Regions from separate parts of the Homo sapiens genome. Here all the other regions are linked to region 1. Evidence: chromatin loops called from intact Hi-C (ENCODE). Cell type or tissue: heart right ventricle. All regions are shown on one strand. Region 1 has its middle 220 kb from the start of CLINT1. Region 2 has its middle 250 kb from the start of LINC02227. Region 3 has its middle 33 kb from the start of LINC02202. Region 4 has its middle 230 kb from the start of LINC02227.

The links. Hi-C counts contacts between places; a loop is a spot of excess contacts. Peaks named below come from ENCODE experiments on the same cell type or tissue, not always from the same donor. Only the 100,000 strongest peaks of a DNase experiment are listed, where the experiment ranks them.
Region 2: a loop joins it to region 1, with 3 times the contacts of the local background. A loop is called at or near these places in 14 of 110 quality-filtered maps.
Region 3: a loop joins it to region 1, with 5 times the contacts of the local background. A loop is called at or near these places in 46 of 110 quality-filtered maps.
Region 4: a loop joins it to region 1, with 3 times the contacts of the local background. A loop is called at or near these places in 14 of 110 quality-filtered maps.

What each region holds. Positions count from the first base shown.
Region 1 is chr5:158,073,457-158,078,456 of GRCh38, reverse strand. It overlaps the pseudogene LOC100128898. Among named protein-coding and RNA genes, the nearest start is that of CLINT1, 220 kb to the right of the region's middle. In heart right ventricle, a CTCF peak has its summit at 3,020 (motif pointing left); a DNase peak (open chromatin) is centred at 2,996; H3K4me3 peaks cover 569 bases; H3K27ac peaks cover 608 bases.
Region 2 is chr5:158,159,952-158,164,951 of GRCh38, reverse strand. No RefSeq gene overlaps it. Among named protein-coding and RNA genes, the nearest start is that of LINC02227, 250 kb to the left of the region's middle. RefSeq lists an enhancer at 1,483-2,931. In heart right ventricle, no CTCF peak of the experiment used is centred here; no DNase peak of the experiment used is centred here; H3K27me3 peaks cover 818 bases.
Region 3 is chr5:159,131,180-159,136,179 of GRCh38, reverse strand. No RefSeq gene overlaps it. Among named protein-coding and RNA genes, the nearest start is that of LINC02202, 33 kb to the right of the region's middle. In heart right ventricle, a CTCF peak has its summit at 2,840 (motif pointing right); a DNase peak (open chromatin) is centred at 3,022; H3K4me3 peaks cover 475 bases.
Region 4 is chr5:158,173,194-158,178,193 of GRCh38, reverse strand. No RefSeq gene overlaps it. Among named protein-coding and RNA genes, the nearest start is that of LINC02227, 230 kb to the left of the region's middle. In heart right ventricle, CTCF peaks have their summits at 860 and 3,083; a DNase peak (open chromatin) is centred at 3,073; H3K27ac peaks cover 2,073 bases.

The DNA.
Region 1 (5,000 bases):
AACACATCTGATCAAAAACTCAAGTCCATGAAGGAATCACTAGAAGCACAAAATATTCCAGACATTTTGAGAAATGTATCTCCAAAACATGAAGCCAGGTCAACATTTAGCCTGGGTTGCCTGTGGTTATGTAACATGGCAAAATTCTGGTGAAAACACGTGATATAAAAGTGGTAAAAATTAAACTGTCAAGGAAATGCAAAAAAATGATGACTTTATCGAATAGACTATACCATTCCACTTCATGACATTGCATCCCAGGAGATTGATTCCTTGGCAAATGCAAGTTCTTTGGCACTGACAAGATGGTGCTGAGGTAAAATGTAATCGCTGTCTGCCAAGGGAAGTACAAGCGGAATAAACAGAAACCCTAACACTAGGATGAAGAATAAACATGCCTGTGAATGTGTGGATGCCAGTCTTCATTGGTATCCAGCTAAAGGGGCCAACCATATCTCAAAGTGTCACTTTGTATAAATGTCTTGATTATAGTATAGAACTATATAGATTCCATAATACAAGGTGTCACTACGTAAAAAAGTCTTCATAACAGTAATAGTGGTATGTATATCCCACAATAAAATGTTTCCATTTCCAACCTCAAAAAAAGGAAAAAGAAAGAAAATATGGTATATACAGAGAGTGGAATACAATTTAGCCATAAAAAAGAATAAAATCCTGTTATTTGTGGCAACATGTATGAGCCTAGCGGACAATATGTTAAGTGAAGTGTCAGGCACGAGAAGACAAATACCACATGTTCTCCCTCCTACATGGAAACTTTTTAAAAATATGCTTATAGAAGCAGAGAGTAGAACTGTGGTTTTTAGAGGCTGGGAAGGAGGGGGAGAGGGGAGGATAGGGAGATGCTAGTTAATAGACACAAAACTGCATAGAAGGAAAGAGTTTCCATATTCTGCTACAATATAGGGTGAATGCGGTTAGCTATAATTTAGTGTATATTTTAAGAAAACTGGAAGAGAGGATTCTGAATGTTCACAACACAAATGATAAATGTTTGAGATGATGACTATGCTAATTACCCTGATTTGATCATTATACATTGTATACATGTGTGAAAATATCACTCTCTATCCCATAGATATGTACAATAATTATGTGTCGAATAAAAAGAAAAAGAAAAAAAAAGTCCATATATTACACAGGTTTAAGAAGTTCTGGTTTTAAGCATTGTCTTTTCAGGAAAGTGGGGTAAAATGTGAATGTTCCCATCAGTTCCCATCATAGGCGGTGCCTGTGGCACCACTCTAAACTTGAGCTGTGTGTTCCAACTGCCAGTGTGAACACCAGCATCCCATGAGCCCCAAATGCAAACTGGCTTCAGACTTCTGCTCTTCTCTTTCTAAACCCCATCCATTTTTCCAGGCCTGACTTCTCCCTGACCTCATTCAACATATCTTCTGTGCCATATACTTTACCACTTTCCCTAAACTGTTTGAATTACTCACCATTGATCAACCTGTATTCCTCTTGTCTACCCAAGAATATTGTAAGATCCTGTGGGTACACCCTAGAAGAGCACGTGCCGTTAATAATAATTTCTCTTATTTTCAACAACTACAAAGCACTTTCATGCCTAGTCTCTCATTTTACTCAAACGTCAATCCTATTGGGCAAATTGGACAGGAATTACTAGAAACTTCTATCAAGATAAGGAAACTGAGGTCCAGAGAAGTTTGGTAATTGAATTTGAACCCATTAAGTGAACTCACAAACATGCTAATAAACTCTGTAATCTTCTGACCTCCATACTGATCTGAGGGTCTGTTTGATATTACATGATTTTCCTTAAAACTGTTCTTCAAAGAAATAGTGGACATCCAGTCCAGCAACCTCACTGCCGAGCCTTCATAATACTCATCCAGGTTGTAATTGTATAGTTATTTTCTGATTATAAGCCTGATCCAAAGTGAGTGCTTAATAAATATTTGCTAATGAATGAATTCTACCTCCTGCGCTGACTCTAAGTTTTAGTAGAGTGATGGCAAACCTGCTTTGCTCATTATCAAATCCCCAGCTCCTAACTAGCGCCTCACACAGAGTAGGCCTTTATGAAATATTTATTGATAAACAAATGAACCAATCAATTAGTCAATGCCTAAATGCCCTCCTTTGAAAAGCATCCATGAGGCCCACAATCAGATTTCTTTTAAAAATCTACTTTCTGTTAACCCCCCAAACCAGGGCAGTGAACCCAAAACAGAATAAAATTACTTCTAAAATGAACTGTTACCCAGTTGCAAATTGGCTCTGGCTGCTGCTGCTGCTTCTCCCCCATTGACACTCTTTTCAGGCAGCGATTTCAGGTGATGGCATTATCATCAGCGGAATTCAATAAAGCGGCTGGCTTCCCCGCCCCCCACCCCCCCATCCATGTTTATTTTCTATAATCCGTCTTACAGCGGGAGACCATTACCCAGTCAAACAACGTTCAATTTCATCGGCATTACCGCTTCAAGGAAACAGGCAGAGGGTTCGCACAAACGTGTGTGTAGTAAATTTAGTCTTTTAATAGGTTCATTCTTTATTAGGTATTTATTTCGGGAGGCAAAGTCCTAATTAGATTAAGTGGAGAAGCTAAAAAGCTATGGAAACCCACAGAGATATTCCAGAATTAGATGGATTTGGTTTAGCTTTCCAGTTTCCCCTTTATTTTCTTCAGTTGGCTGGAGAAATCCACACAGCAATCTCCAGCCCCTCAGATAAGAGTTTGTGAAATGAAACCCTGCCAACGTTTTGTGTGAGGAAGTCGCATTTGTCTTTCTCCTGCGCAAAGTTATGTGGGACTAGAATCGAGGAAAAAGCAGCTCCCAGAGCCAATGGTGAACCCAATTTACTGTGGCAGATGAATATAACAAAGGTGGTGGTCTAGATGTTTGGCCTCAAGGCACAATTCAATTTTCAGCTGTTTCAAAGCTATTATGTCAAAGGCTGTTTGCATAAACATAAAGTTGCCGGGGTGATCTTGGGCAGGCGGGAGTGGAGACGTCTGCCCTCTACTGCTCAAAATGGAGATAGCGGCTGGACGTCCCCTCAACCCAGAATTAGAGCTACAAAAACTTCAGCTGTCTCCCAAATAACAGGCCATCTCCAGAACCTTCTGAAACTTTTTCTCTCAAGCTTTAAAACCAGAGTGATTATTCAGTTTTGTGTCGAGGGGGGAAATGCAGTAGACTGAGGATGTGATGAGTTGATGGATGATGTGGGAACCTATGAAAAAGCTATTTCCCTTCTTAGAATTTGAAAGAAAATTCCTTTCACCCGCCCATCCACCCACACGTATATATTTATATCATCACATTGATATTTAATATGTTTTTTAACATAGAAAGCAGAAACAGACAATGACTCACAGGAAACAAATCAATACATTTCAGAATGGGCTAAAAATGTCACCATAAAAAAATGCTTAATGTTTATGAGGGCAAGTGTAGGGGCATATCTTCTCAGTTTCATGTTGGAATTTAGTAATTTCCTCATGTTTTGCCTCTCTTTGTTCTTCTCTTTAATGAAAACTGTGCCAAGCTATATGGTAAGCACCTTACGCTCTCAGAGAGACACCAATAACGTGTAAATGTTCCTTCTAAATACAGATCTTTTTTGGTGAAATACAGCATGGGCCACTGCTGGGGGGGACTTTTCAGATGGGGTCCCCCAGACAAAGAGGAAGGTCAAATGCAAATAGGGGGAAGATGTGGTCTGAGAGACACTGATGTAAAATCCAGTCAGTCCAGAACCAAACCTGGAGCAGAAAAACACCCATCAGATGATATTGATTCCAAATGGCACAGAATTAATCCCCAATTTGATTTTGTAAACTAATGTTCCTATATCCAGAGTTATCCTTAAAATGTTTTATATTGTAAAATGTCCAATCTTTGTTCATTACGGAACACAAAATATTCCCTCGGGACACCCAGGTACCAAATAAGGCCCTGGCATGAAGACTGGATGATATAAATACATACATGGTGTTCACAGTCCAGTGAAGTTTATAGTTCAGTGAAAGAGACTGTCATTCATCAGATAAAACAATCCAGTCATTAATTACAAAATGAAGGTGATTAAAAAATGGTGCTCATAGGCCGGGCACGGTGACTAACGCCTGTAATCCTAGCACTTTGGGAGGCCAAGGCGGGTGGATCACCTGAGGTCAGGAGTTTGAGACCAGCCCGGCCAACATGGTGAAACCCTGTCTCTACTAAAAACACAAAAACTAGCCGGGCATGGTGGCAGGCACCTGGAATCCCAGCTACTCAGAAGGCTGAGGCAGGAGAATCCCTTGAACCGAGGAGGCAAAGGTTGCAGTGAGCTGAGATCGCACCATTGCACTCCAGCCTAGGTGACAAGAGTGAGACTCCGTCTCAAAAAAAAAAAGAAAAAAAAAAAAGATGCTCATAGAGCATGTTTAATAGGATACCTGCACTAAGACAATCCCTATTATGGCAAAATAATTGTCTATAATAATTTTTTAAAATCTAATTATTGGTGTGTTTCCTCATTCTCTAGGCACTGTCTGAGGTCTTCATATGGTTTTCTCATTGAATCCTCACCGCACCCCATGAGGTAAGCATATTATTCCATTTCACTGATGAATAAACTGAGATTTAAAGAAGTAACATAACTCGTCCAAGAGCATACAGCTAGTAGGTGGCTCATAACTGTCTAAGTCCAAACTCAACACGCTTCAGTGCTTCCTGCTTTCTTAGTTATCTAACTATTCTAGAAAATTCAGTCAATGAGTTTGAGAATCAACACATTCACATTAAGCAGAGCTACTGTATTTTCTTAAAGTTTCACAAACCAAAAAGAGTTAACTATTTTTAAGAAATGGAGGAATGGGTGCTGACAGCTGGGGTAGTTAGTAGACAAGTGTGGTTTCTAAGGCCAGACTGCTTGGGTTCAAATCTCAGAACTATCAGTTACTATCTGGGTGACATTGGGGCAAGCTTCTTCATCTTCCCATACTTAGGTCTCCT
Region 2 (5,000 bases), 86 kb before region 1:
TCAGAAGCCCTCAAGTTTCACCGTGCAGTGCTGTTTTGTTTTCATTATTGTTTTCCTGCCAAACTACCCTTTGTGTCATAGGAGATTGACATATTTATGACTCAGTTCCTGATTCAGTGAAGAGAATGACCCTTTGAAATGTCACTAGAAGGGCAATTGCTCCTTGCTGCAGATTCAGATCATCAGTTTGCTAGTTCCCCACTTCAAGACCTGTGCCCCGTTGGCACAAAGCAGACCCAAAACCTAAGGTCTCTCCACACACCCTCAATGCCAGCCTCTTGAATCAAATTACGAAAGGATCCTCTTTTCAAATGCAACTTTGATATCAGACTAACCAAAAAGATACAGCACTCTGGTCTTAGTGACACAATTCTTATCTCACTAGTGAATCTTGCAAAGAAAGATATGAAAGTCTCATTCTCCCACAGAAGGGCTTGAGTAGAATTGAGATAGTGCAGTTCAGGGGAGACTTGCTATATTATATCTGAAATCGCTAGACATTTGAAAGCAGAAATGTCTTTCCCCTTTGAGTATTGCATCCTAACTGCCATCCAGAGATGATTTATATGTGCTCATCCTTATTACAGACTACACATAATAAAGGCATGATAGAAATCATATCTGCATAGATTCAGGCAGCTCTGGGAGAGAGGCTGCCAGTTTTGTTTGACAAGACACTCAATCAAGCAAAAAGGTTTAAAATATTCCAGGAGGATCTCACTGCCTGCTCAAGACTGTATATTTTTATCCAGATAACAGAAATCCTAATTGAATACAGCATTAGTACTCATTTTTCCTAACTCCTTTTTGCAATAAGAAGCATCGACGGGAAATTATGAAAACATCTTGCTTTTGTGGTTCGGGGTTACGAAGGAGGAGAGTTTGTCATTGGGTTGTTCCCATAAACTCAGGCATCTCCAGTGCTTTGGGTGCTTCTTAGCAGGGAGTGAGGACTTCTATGCACACTGTACTTGGAAATAAACCAACATATGGCTGGGTTTTTCCCTACATTTTTTTTCACTGGGTGAAATTTTTCCTTCAGTGCTTCTTCGTCTGTTGAAATCCCTTTTAAAGCCTTCCTTGTACTTATGATAGCAGGGCCAAGACCAGGGGGAGGCAGATGAGATACTCATCTGGGTGCACAATTTAAGGGGGCACCCAAAACTCAGGAATCAAGATAAATAATATTGTAATGAAATATTTTTTAAATAGAAGTGAATGCACAAAACAACCTATGACAAATACAATTTCAAAATTTTAACTAAACGCAGGAACTAGCTACTCTGCACTGATGCAAGATGCCTCACTCTGCTCACCCCAACCATGATCTCGTTTCCAAAAATACTGTATTTACAAAAATAGGCAGCTGGCCTGTAGATCAGAGTTTCCTGATTTTATTTATTTTTCTAAATATCGCATTAAAATATTATCCTGATCCTTGCTTTGTTTGGTGCCACCTTAGATTTTGTACAGGAATAAAATGCCCGAAATATAGACAAAGATGCCCCAAAACCCACAAGGACACTAAAAAAAAAAAAAAAAAAAAAAAAAAAAAACAAATTCACTCATTCAAATACCCCCTCATCACCATGGCACCAAACACCTTTACTCCAGACTAAAGGTGAGCAGAGGAATGGAAAAAAAAAATGTTTAGGCCATGATCCCAGTTCTCAAAGAGAATCTCCTTTCCAGCCCTTCCAAGAGCTGACAGGTTGATAAAACGTTTAAGGGCATAATGTTCAAACAGAGAAAAAAATTAAAAATGTAATAATAAAGTTAAATGTAACTGTTTTAAAGCATAATTATTCCGAGAGACGAGTTTTATGTTGGACCAGCATTTGAGGTAGCAGTAGTCATTATTAACGGGAACCTCCGAGAGAGAAGATTTAAATCACCAAAGTAATAAAAGCTGAACAAGGACTAGCACCTTGAAAGGCACTTGGAGAGAAGATTGCATACAAATGCAATTAAAACGATGCTTATAAAATACTAAGATGTTAATTGGGTTCAGTCCCAGAAGCCCCAGCAGTACAGTATGTCAGAAGTTAGCTGGTTTGAAGTTTAAAAAGAGTAGTTTAATTTGTACACCTTGTCCTAATTACAGAGCTTTCTGCAGCCCGCGTATCTGTATGGTTTATTGTAGCTTGGAGCTTTGTAAAACAAACACACACACCAGTTAATTGGGTTATTGCGATGGAAAATTGGGCTACAGAACAGCAACCTCTCTTGCTGGTGTGCCTTTACAGCTGGTAATGAACGCTCCAACCACGTCAGGGGACGCTGATTTGTAAGGTGTGCCGTTTACAGCTTGGTGATTCTGTTGGTCTGAGAAATAGGAGGTGATACCGTGAAAACAAAGAATCACACCAGATAATGTTCCCTCACGACCACACTCCCGCCCCAGCTGGCTTGTTTAGAACTTTTAGCACTGCCACCCTCCCCACCCCTGGTCCCTGCCCTTTCAAATATCCCAGCACGTCTGAAGGCCACATTTTCACATTAAAGACCTGAGCCCAGAATGGAGGGGAGGAAGAGTGGCTCCTCCAGTAGCCCTGTTTTCAGAGCACCTGCAGGGAGACCTTGGGAGGTGGTGGTTTTTCTCCTAACCAGCAAATAAATACGTAATGCTATCAAAATAGGATCATTAAATTGGATTAGGAGTGAGCGCAGCTGAATCATTTTCCAGAAGTCCTGTTGGAATGTGCTTCCCACGGTTGGGGTTTTGGCCACTTTGTGCCTGGCACTGGCACACTTCCTTCATGAGGGAGACCATAAAGCTGAGACATATCATAGGCTATGGGCTCTCTCCGTTAATCTCCCTTCCCCTTCTATCTCTAGCTGCCAAACAGGAAGCCCAAACGAAGTGAGATGAGATTGTGGGGACTTTTCTTCCTACCCCAGCTAACTTATTCATCTCCAAGAGGCTCAGAAATGAGCAAGAAGGTGGCAGGCAGTCTGCAGAAACAGCAAGTGGTTCCCAGCTTGTCAAAAGTACAGGAAGGCCAGGTGCAGTGTCAGCATGCCTGTAATCCCAGCACTTTAGGAGGCCAAGGCAAGAAGATCGCTTGAGCCCAGGAGTTCAATACCAGCCTGGGAAACATAGCAAGGCCTCATCTCTACAAACAAAAAAATTAACCGAGCATAGTGGTTTACGCCTGTGGTACCAGCTACTTGAGAGGTTGAGGTGGATGATCCTTGAGCCCAGGAGGTCGATGCCATGGTGAACCATGACCGTGATCACACCACTGTACTCCAGTCTGGGTGACAGAACAGGATCTCGTCTCAAACAAAACAAAACAGAATAAAACAAACAAACAAACAAAAAAACTAAAAAAAAAGTACAGGAGGGCCCCCTTGGTCAGTGACCACAACTGAGAAAGAAATATCCTTTCCCAGCCACAGCCCAGAACAGTTCTGCAAGTGAAGTTCATGATCCAGGGCAGTCCAGAGCAGCTGGCCCAAGGCAAACTCAGACAGTCAAGCCCTAACTCCAGCCTCTCCTCCTGTGAATGAGGGGCCTGTCCACTCGCAATTGAAAAGAAAGCAATTTGATACATGAAGGCACACTAAGGAGCTGGTGTCTCAAAGTTTTCCCCAGTCAAAAGCATTTGAAATTTAAAAGAGCATTGCAATGGATAGATCACACTTTACCCAGAGTCCATTCACCATGCTGAACTCTCTGGGCATCAAGAAGAAGCTTTTCAATGTGCCTGGGTGCCATGAAGAATCTTAGAACACAGGTCTCTCTTGTTGAGGGGGTGACACTTGAGAGAGGCAAACTCCATGCCTGGCTCTCCAGGGCAGTGCTGGTCTGCACGGTGAGTGGAGGAGGGGCAATGGCCGTGGCAGCTTGGGGCAGCCTTAGGATAATTATCTACGTGAACCATCTCCTTGGACCTGAATGTTCAGAATTAAAAAGGCTTACTTTGATTCAATATTCTAAAAGGAAAGTATTGCCCCTGTCCCCTCAGCCTGGATATAATAATGCCCATGCTTACTGCCACTAAGTATCCAGGAGATCTGAAACAGAGGCTTGGACTCAGCTCATGACAGTTCTGTATCCAATTCTGGCCCTACCCCTATCCCCTGTGTAGCCTAGCACACATTTCTTAACCTCCCTCGGCCTCAATGTCCCCATCTGTAAGCCAAAGACAATTATATTACCCGCCTCTAATGTGGTTGCTGTGAGACAAGGAGACAAGGCAGGTGAAGTGCTTAGAACACTGCCAGGAACATAGTAAGCACTAAATTAATGCTTGCTATTATAATGACCACTATCAATATTATCCTTGCTTGACAGATGGGGAACTGAGGCTCAGGGAAGTTGAGTCGTGTGCTGAAGGTCACACACGGAAGTGGAAGAGCAGAAATTCACATTCAAAGCCAAGGATGCTGACTGAAAAGCCCAAGGTCTTAATCAAGATGGAGGGCATGTTTTACTGAGGGTTTACCCCCTCACACGCAAAGACCTTGACTCAACCTGGGTCTTTTCAAACCAGAATCTGGGAGAGGAGCAGGACATGGGGATGTTTGAGAGCATGAAGTTGCCTGAGATACGGTACCTCTGAGGAAAGAAGACCTCAGGCATCCGGACCTGGGAATCCAGGGTCACCGCAAACACACCACTCATGTCACAACTTCACCCTCTTGAGTCCCAACCTGGGGAATCAGACTTAAGGATGGTGGCAAGAAGAAATGCATGTGGCCCAGAGCTACTATAGTTTCTGCTCAAAATTGACTTTAAGGTTGTATTAAGAAGGGAGAAAGCATCAGCAAACCCAGCCTCCCTGGCTCCTAAACCCTGCGGCAAACAGATTATTATTATTATTTATTATTTGTTGATGGATATTCAAAGCCATCAGTCAGGTCTCCCCTCAGGCCAGCAAGCCGAGGAGGAACAGCACTAGAAATCTCGAGTTTGGCTCCCAGAGCTGCTCAGGAGCTGAGAGTTATTAAAGTACACTTTGCTATTGCTATCTGCTCTGCAGGGTGCTTGACCC
Region 3 (5,000 bases), 1.1 Mb before region 1:
TCAACTGCATCCTGGCCAGCACTCCAGTTTCCTTAGCGGGTGGAAGAGGCTAAGGAAAGAGGGCAGAGAGGGGGAATCATGAGAGAGGAGGCTAGACACATACTCACAACCATGAGGTCGTGGGTAGGGCTGGTGCACCACCTTAAGAAGCGACTCCAGATCCAGTGACTCACTCTCACCACTGCATCCTCGCCAGCACTCCAGTTTCTTTTCCTTTTAAGATGAGGATAATTATATTTCAGAGGAGCTTTTGTTTATTTGTTCATCGCCAGCTTCCTCTAGTCCAAACATAGATGGTTGGTTGGTTGGGTTCAATGCCAGGACCCAACCTGGATAGCCAGTTTTCTGTATGTGATGACATTAAATGTGTGAATTTTTATAAAATTGTGTGTACCTTTGAGGAATTTTTCAGGCATCTAGGGAATTTGAACTAGTAATTTATAATAGATTTCCTTGACTAGCAAGGTAATTCCCTAATGAAAAGAGCGGCACTTTATCTCAAACTGTATGCAGCAGTGGAAAGAAACTTAACAGGACTTTGACATTCTCAAGCTTCTAGGTGCAAGTTTACTTGTTTATTTTGCTCTTTTTTTTTTTTTTTTTAAAAAAAAAGACAATTTAAAATTCTTTAAAATCTTATTTTACCTTTTTTTGTAACTTTTATTTTGATTTAATTTCAAATTTACAGAAGTTGCTAGAACTTTTATGTACCCTTCACCCAGATTCACCAGTTGTTAACATTTTGCAACATTTGATTATCCTATTACAATAGGATGTATTTGATTGTATTTCTTCACAATACACACACACACTCTCACACTATTATTTTTGAACCACTTGAGCATAAGCCGCAGATGTAATGCCCTTTTAACCCTAAATATTTCAGTGTGTATTTCCTAAGGCAAGACATTTTCTTACATAACTACAGTAAAATGATCAAAACCAAACAATGTAACACAGGTACAGTATTATTATTTAATCTGCAGTATCTACTTCACAGAATTATTTAGCTTTCACCCATCATCGCAATAATGTCCTTCAGTTTGCAGCGCCTCCCCTGAGGTCCCTTGCAGAATTGACCCCGGGATTATGCATTGTTTTCAGTTGTCATGTCTCTTTGGTCTCCTTAATCCGAAACAATTCTTCACGCCATTTTGACTTTCAAAACGTTTATATTTTTATTTATTTATTTTATTATACTTTAAGTTCTGGGATACATATGCAGAACGTGCAGATTTGTTACATAGGTATACATGTGCCATGGTGGTTTGCTGCACCCATCAACCCATCATCTACATTAGGTATTTCTCCTAATGTTTTCCCTCCCCTAGCCCCCAACCCCCAACAGGCCCCAGTGTGTGATGTTCTACATTTATATTTTTAAAAAGAAATACATAACAATACCAATAGATTATAGATTTAGACATAATCTATACATGCATATGTACTCTATAATATATCTAAAGATATATAATATCTACTATATAACCTATTCATGATAGACTCATGAATTCTAGATCCATAGATTGTAGATTGTGTAAGCATTCATGAGTTTATTCTAATAAATAAATGCAAACATGCATAAGCGAATCGGGAAAGCCCCTCTTTGAGTAAAATGTTAACTAATAAAATGGAGAAAGGAATGACAGAATTAGAAAATTATCATTTTGCAACTATTATAATAATAATTGATTTAGGCAAGAATTATCCATGGATACTAAAACTAGTGGATGAAAGTTTGAAAAGGAAAATGATGCTTATATAGCCTCAAAATATTGTCCCTCAAATCATTAAGAAAGGAAGAACAGTAACTCTACAGGAGATAAACCTGGGAGATAACACGGTAACCAAGTGACTGAAGTTAGCATCGCCAATGATAGAACAAGCCTTCATCATGTACCTCTTGACATAATGCACTAAGGAAGATACTCCTTCACCTCTGAGATATTCTTGTTAAGAATAATCTAATCATGAGGAAATAGACAAACCCACACTACGAGATATTCTACAAAACAATGTTTCCTTTTTAATGACAAGCCTGCTTAAGTCAAGGGTTGCATCAAGAGTTGCATTTTCACAAAGTAAACCATGAGATATTATCTTACAACAGTCAGACAGAATAGCAATTATTAAAAAGTCTAAAAACAATAGATGTTGGCAAGGATGTGAAGTAAAGAGAATGCTTATACACTGTTGGTGGGAATGCATATTAATACAACCTTTATGGAAAACAGTATGATTTCTCAAAGAACTAAAAATAGGACTACCATTTGATCCAGCAATCCTGCTACTGGGTATAAACCCAAAGGGAAAGAAACAATTATATAAAAAAAGATATTTGCACTAATATGCTTATCAGAGCACTATGCACAATAGCAAAGACATGGAGTTAACCTGACTGTCTCCATCAATGGAGGATTGGATAAAGGAAATGAAGTAAAGATATACCACGGAATACTACTTAGCCATAAAAAAGAATAAAATCATGTCTTTTGCAGCAACATGGATGAAACTGGAGGCCATTATCCTCAGTGAAATAATTCAGAAACAGAAAGTCAAATACCCCATGTTCTCCCTTATAATTGGGAACTGATCAATGGATACACAGGAACATACAGAGTGGAATAGACATTGGACACTACAAAAGGTGAAAGGGTGGGAGGGTCGTGAGGGTTGAAGAACTACCTGTTGTGTACAATGTTCGCTATCTGGGTGATGGGCACCCAGTAGTGAAGCCTAGACTTCACTACTAAGCATGTAAGAAACCTGCGCTTGTACCCTCTAAATATGTAAAAATATTTTTAAAGTTGCATTTTCAAGGAATACCACTAGATGTCACTGTGGTTTTGCAGGTTGCACAAATTTTATCAGTAAAGACATAAATTCCTTGGTGGCCTGCCTCTTGACTTTGACTCATTTCTAGACTGGGCACATTTAGCCAATTTCAACACATATAGCCTTTGTGAAGCCTACAAATTAAATAATGGTAAAAGCAACGAGGAAGGAGGCAGCCGGCTTAAAGCTTGTTTCTGCGATTACAAGCCGTGGGAGCCGGGCAGTTACTGCTCCGTCTCTGGACTTGGTTTCCACATGTGGAGGAGACTTGGATTGCCTGCTCTTAGTCTCTTCAAGCTCTCGTAGTCTATGACTTTAAACTGATGTTTTTTCAACTAAAATTATTTCAGTGCCCCTTACAAGATTTTTGTCCAACGACATTGAACCCACTACTGATTTTTCTGTTTTGTTTTGTTTTTAAACTCAGAGCTTTTATTTATATAGTACTTGTTTTTAAGTTGACTCAGCTTTTTAAAATGTAAATAAAGAAAAAAATGTCATAGGCCCATCACAAGTGGAAACCAGTTCACTTGCCATAAATAAAGGTAACCACAAAAATAAATGTAATAAAAACAACGTAATATAATTAAATTCAAGCGATTGTTTGCCAAAGGCTCAGAGCATGAGTCTACTCTTTTTTCCTCCTTTTTTTAAAAGGGAGATTTGGCAGTGTTGAAGAGGAGTTGAAGACAGACCAGCCCCGAGACTTTCCTTTCAATGTCAGCAGAAGAATTGAGACTGAGAAGACCTTTCTCTCTGTGCAGTTTACAAAACCAACCACAATACTTCATGTACCGTCCAAAACCAGTCTCATGCTTTTATAAGCTGTTCTAAGCTATAAGATTCTTTTTTTTTTCTTATTCTTGATTCTTCAATATTTCTAAAGGGCATGATTAGAAATCATACATTATTAAATGTTTTCTTCAACATATATTTAAGCTTTCATTTTATTTTGGTATCCATTTCAGTTTTGTATTGGTTTAACTTCCCTTTAATGTTTATTTAAATTTGCCTTTACATTCAGTCTTCTTCCACTTAAAACACTCACTCTCTTTTTAACAGAGGAGGTGATATATACCCCTCTGCTGTCAATGTCGAAGCAATTACGTGCCACCAAATGGCTTGTGATGTGCCATCTCCTCCTGATAAAGGCTCATGATAGATAGGATGTGGCAGAGGTCAGGAATTCTGCTGAGTACAACCTGAGGGTATCCTTCAAATTGCTTGAGCTTTCTCCAAATCCCCTAGGACACAATCAGAAAACGAGTCCCCTTTAATTTTGGTGCAGAGCTTTTTTCTTCCTTCTTCACAGAGATTCAGAGTGAAGATGCGTTAGGCTGAGCCATCTAATTGCATTCTTTACTCCCTAACATTAGTTTAGCCCTTTCCTGCTTTGTATCATCTATTATAATTACTAATTTGCTGGCCACAATTAGCATAGGGGGTTTTATAGAAGCAGAAACAATTTCTTAGCTGCCCAATGTTACTAAATAATTTAAAAAGGGGAAGACAACGAATTTCCATCAAATGTGCTTTGTTTTCTTAATGCATGTGTTGCCATTAAGGAAAACCATTATAAGGTAAAGAAATCAGGAAATTCATAAAGATCAATACACCAATTATTTCCTGCATTATAAAAGTTACCTCTTCATAATTTTCTTTTCCTGGTGAGGTAGATTTAATTTGCTATTAGAAACTCAAAAGCTGAGAGGTCAGTTTCACTGTTCAAAACAGACTGCTCTTTGTCTAGCAGGAAACAATGTTTTCCCAAAAAAAAGTCCAGAGAGATCACATCCCCCAAAAAAATCATCATTGAAAAGGTTGATTATGAATCAATAGAAACTTTTTTTTCTATAACAAATTATGTTGAACTATACTGTACCCCCCAGGCCCCACCCCCAAATCAGAGTAAGAATCTCTTGGGGGTTTTTTGTTTGTTTTTTGTTAGTTTTCATCACTGTAACTATGCTGAAATTCAAAGCAGGGTGGGCAGATATTACACAACTTCATGAAATATACTAAATATACCAGTGGAAATCAAATGTGAGGCATGGTTAGTTTCTGCTGGCAGACTTACTTGAGATTTTCTGAAGAATTCTTCAGGTTTCCTCCAGCCCCATTTGTTCCTGATGCTGATCAGTGTTGATGATTCCATTATCTTCTTT
Region 4 (5,000 bases), 100 kb before region 1:
GAAGGGAGGAAGGCAAATGCAGAAGAAGAAGGACATTGATTTAAAAATATTAAAAGACAGAGTTGGAAGGAATCTAAATAAAGCAAGTGCTTTACAGATGAGGGCAGTGGGATCCCAAGACAAGTCTCCGAAGTTCTAACAACAGCAAAGGAGTAATCCTATTGATGATGATGATAATGGCAACTGATATTTGCTTACTGTTATTTCCCGGACAAATCCGTCTTTTACTGCAGGTTTGCAAATGCCCATGTTTATTTCTAGTTCTGGGCTTCTAGGTCCTCCATAATAGTAAAAGCTCATGTTTATTGCAGGTGTGTGACAGCCACTGTTTAAATGCTTTACATGTCATATTGCACTTAGTCCTCCTCCCCCCACAGGAAAAAAAAAATCCAGGAGGTAAGCATTGTTATTATCTTGATTTTACAAGTGGGGAAACCAAGACCTACAGAGGTTGATAACTTGGCCGGCATCACAAGTAGCCAGAAGTCACAGCGGATCTATCTCCCCAGCTCACACTGAAAAACTATTTGTTGGATGAATAGGTGACTCTTAAACTGATGTATTCTTCGTACAATCCTGCTCCAGCGCTAGTCCCATCACTCTGATTTTCTGGGGGACACTCTGTCAAAAATCCCTCCAGACTTCTCTGTTTCTGGGGCAGAGTCTTTTGAGTCCCTGGGCCAGACCAGGGGTGAGGTAACTTGGTAAATGGCTGAATAGTAAATAGTTTAGGTTTTGCAGACCACATACCAGTTCTGCCATATACCTTTGTTTCTGTTTTTGGCTTATTTCAATCCTTTGAAAGTGTAAAAATCATTCTTAGCTTGAGAGCTCCCTCTTACTCCTGTTCTTGGTCTCAAAACCTTGGAGTCAAATTTCCCTCTCCTACCACCTACCCATCCAATCATAAAGTTCTTTGGATTTGGGGTGTCTCTCAAAATGCCCTTTAAATCTTTTTTAGCACCCATGTCCCCTAGTTCAGGACCCCATTCTCTCATGCATGCTCTGGTCACCAAAATGGTCTCCCTGCTCCCCAGAGAAGCCCATGTGTCACCACTGGATTTATTTTCCCAAACAATGCTTTGCACAGATAATTCTCATGATAAAATATCCTCAAATCTAAGCCCCTTAGTCTGCATTAAGGACCAGTCCCCCAGAACACACACACAGACACCCATACAGTTATATAGTCCTTAATGATCATACACAGAATCCTACTAACATTTAATATGCTAACATCACACTAACAGCAATAAGCATACTAACATTGAGTGAGCATTAATATGAGCTAGCCACTCTGATAGACACATGATCATCTCAGTTAAGCCTTACCAGACAGAACCCTATGAGACAGGTATGATTGCGACCCCATTTTACAGATGAGTTGCTGAGGCCCAGAGAGGTCTAGAGAGATGAAGTGACATGAGCTAGTTTATGCAGTGAATTGATAAAACGAGGAACTGAATGGTGGCCATCAGACTCCAGAGGCCGTTCCCTAAATCTCCACCCTCTATGGCCTTTAACCATGTCTCCCCCTCTGCCCTCTGAGAACCTCAACCACAGTCCCTCCGAGAAACATCCTCAAAGGGACCACATCTCAACTCTTGTCCTGGAAAAGATGTTGATGCCTGAACTTGGAGCACCATAAATGGAGCAGGCATGCCCCTCTGTCCAAACAGCAGACCCCATCAGATGTCCCCAGCACCAGGCTGCCAGCCAACAAGAGGGCAGCTCCGCACAGCTGCATTGCAAAGCAGCAGACCAGGGCGAGCTACTAACATGTGGATGCCGCCACTCCACAACTTGCTTAAAAGCCACACTGTGTTTCCTGGACAATGGCCGCAGGCCAAAACACACACATTCCAGTTTTTACGACTATAAGGTAAGCATTCTTTTAATGGCTCTTTCCCTGTTCCTTCACTCTCATTTGTGTTGTTTTCCTGGTTCCCTCTCCTGGATTTTTTCCTTTCTTAGCTCAGCTCTGCTCTCTGCCTCCCTTGTTTCCAGAGCCTCCTGCCTCAAAGCTTCCTTGTCTCTATCTCCTGCCTGGCTTTTCTGCAGCTTCCTTACTGTAGTAGTCTTCTCCTCCTTTCTGGGTTTTGGTCAGCTTTTCCCTAATTACTAGACTTCCCTTCCTCCTGTCTTCCTGTTTGCTTAAGGAAGCCTCCCTCCCCTCCCTTCACTTGTGTCTTCTTCCCACTTCTGCCAGCCTGCCGGCCTCTCTGCTTCCCAGTGGCCTCTCCCCATTGCCCTTTTCTTCCTTTCTGGACACCTGGTCATCCTTGCCCCACTCTCCCTTCCCCACACCCTTCATCTTTCACCTCTGTTCTTTGTCCCTTGTCTCCTCTCTCTGCTCCTCCCTCCCCTCCCTCATGGGTCCCCTCCTGGTTTCCATCCCCCCATCACCCCTCCCCTTATCTTTGTTTTCCTTCTTTCTGGCTGCTGATAGAGTGGGAGTAGTTGCAGGCTGTGTCCCTGATTTCACATGCAGACCAGGAGCCAGCCTGTCAGTCTAACAATAAAATTGCACGGAAACGGAGGTCTCAGTGCCTACATGCAGTTTGCCCCTAAATGGAGCTGAGCTAGAAGGTTTCAGAGCAAAGCCACCAAGAGTCCCAGGCATCTGGTTCTACAGGCAGGATAGAGAAAGGACTTACTGTTTCTTTTTCCCACTGATCTGGTGTAAGTCAAGGCCAAAGACCAGGGCTGAGACGTGTCATTTGTAGGTTGCAGCCTTGGGGTGGGACCTCCATGACCATCCCTGCCTCCTGACAATAATACACAAAACACACACGTGCGCACACACACACACATGCTCATTTTCTTATTCACTTTCCTTCAGAGCAAAGGCCCTGTAACTTTTCAGATGAAGTATACAAAACTCCCACACTGCAAAATAAAAGCTATAAAGAGAACAAGAGCCACTACCACAGAAGGAGATGTTGCTGCTGGGGAAAGGGCTGCCTCCATCCCCTCTACTCCCGCCCATCAATTCTTTTCAACTTTAGTTGTTCCCTGTTTCCTTGACTGAGCCCCCATTCAAGCTGAGCTGGTGCCTTTCCTTAGAGGACAGCGCCATCTAGCAGGTGAAATGCCAGACCCTTAGCTGAGAGGCGAGAAGAAAAACTTTCCCAGCTGCAGGCTCCCTGGTTCCCAGCTTCTCTTTTTAAGTCTCAGCCAGTCAAACCCCAACAGGTCTGAAAAAATGTGATTTAACCCTTTAGCCTTGTTGAAGATTTAAGTGTCTTCCAATCACCCCTATTTCTCCAGTGCCTGATTTTGTTTCCATCTGTGGCCTTAGTTCCTAGAAAAAGCTAGAACGTTCTAGGTGAGCCAACAGTCTGCGTCTGATGCTTGGGACTTAAGGTGACTTTTTTTTTTTTTTTTTTTTTTTTTTGAGACGGAGTCTCGCTTTGTCGCCCAGGCTGGAGTGCAGTGGCACCATCTCGGCTCACCACAAGCTCCGCCTCCCAGGTTCACGCCATTCTCCTGCCTCAGCCTCCCAAGTAGCTGGGACTACAGGCACCCGCCACACACATGGCTAAGTTTTTTGTATTTTTTTAGTACAGATGGGGTTTCACCGTGTTAGCCAGGATGGTCTCGATCTCCTGACCTTGTGATCCGCCCGCCTCAGCCTCCCAAAGTGCTGGGATTACAGGCGTGAGCCACCGCGCCCAGCCTTCAGGTGATTTTTTCCAAAGCAAAACAAAATAGAATTTCCCAAAGCAGTCTAGAGGATGGCTTAGGCTCCATCTGGAGTTAAGTGGCAATCTTTCTTTCTCTTTCCTTTTTCTATCACGGTTTCGTCTTTCCTTCTGTAAAGACCCTATCTCCAAATATGCCCGCATTCTGAGATAGTGGGGGTTTATGACTTCAACATCAACTTCTGGAAGAACACAATTCAGCCCATAACAGATGGCAGATGGTTTTCTTTTCTCTTGCAAACTCTGATCAGTTGGTGGTGGCTGCTCAGACCCCTTGCCAAAGAGAGTGAGAAGGATTCTAAGATCAAATCCATATGGGGCAGAAAAGAGTGCTGTGAATGACTGTCAATGTCTGCTACAGGCATGGGAGTATGGAGGGGCAGCGGGATGGTCCCATGCTTGCCCTTGCTGGAGTAGGGCATGTGCACAACATAGACCCTGCCTCTCAGGAGCAGGGAACATCTATCAGCACTATATATCTCAACATACCAAAAACATCCCAAGGCCACACTTCTGAAAGAAGGCCCAGGGCCATTGTGTAGTCCTCTCAAGCCCTTCATTTTACAGATGAGGAAAACTGAGGTCCAGAGAGCTTGTGTCTTGCCTATGATCCCTCAGCTCCTTTGTGGCAATACCAAGACTAGACCCTAACTTCATATCTCCTGACCTATTTGCTTTTTCCCAAGATCTCCAGTTGCTCCTGGTAACATCAAATGAAGACAGAAATTCTTGTATTGCCCATGCGAGATTCCCCAAGTCCCTCATCCTACAGACCCAAGAAGGAAGCATGTGAAGAGAGCGAAGCTAAACGTTGAAGGTCCTGGTTGGAGTTGGTGGTCAACTCCACTGTTGCTTGGATCACTAGGCATTAAAGGGTTCTGAGGCTGCATTTAGGCCTTTCCAGAGAGAACACTGTCATCCATTAGCAATGGCTGCCATTGCTATGGGCACAGGATTGGACAGTAGAAAGATGAATATTATATATTTGTCGGGTTAGGTCATCTCCGAAGTCCCTTCCAGTTCTAAGATTTTGCAATAAGAGCCTTGAGCAGGAATCAGGTTTCTTTCTTGAACTTAAATGAGAAAACTAGGTTAAGGGACATGCTGATGTTCTGGATGTCTGAATATATATGTGACCTGCTCCAAGGGCTTTCAGAAAAGGCCTCTTCTTTGCACCGTTATGACCCAGAAGGCCCAACTCCCCATTACATATGATCCATAGTTTCAGTCCCACTGAAGTTCTTACTGGTATTTCTCCATATGCACTTTTCACCCTAATGTCAGCTAGTGAGACTC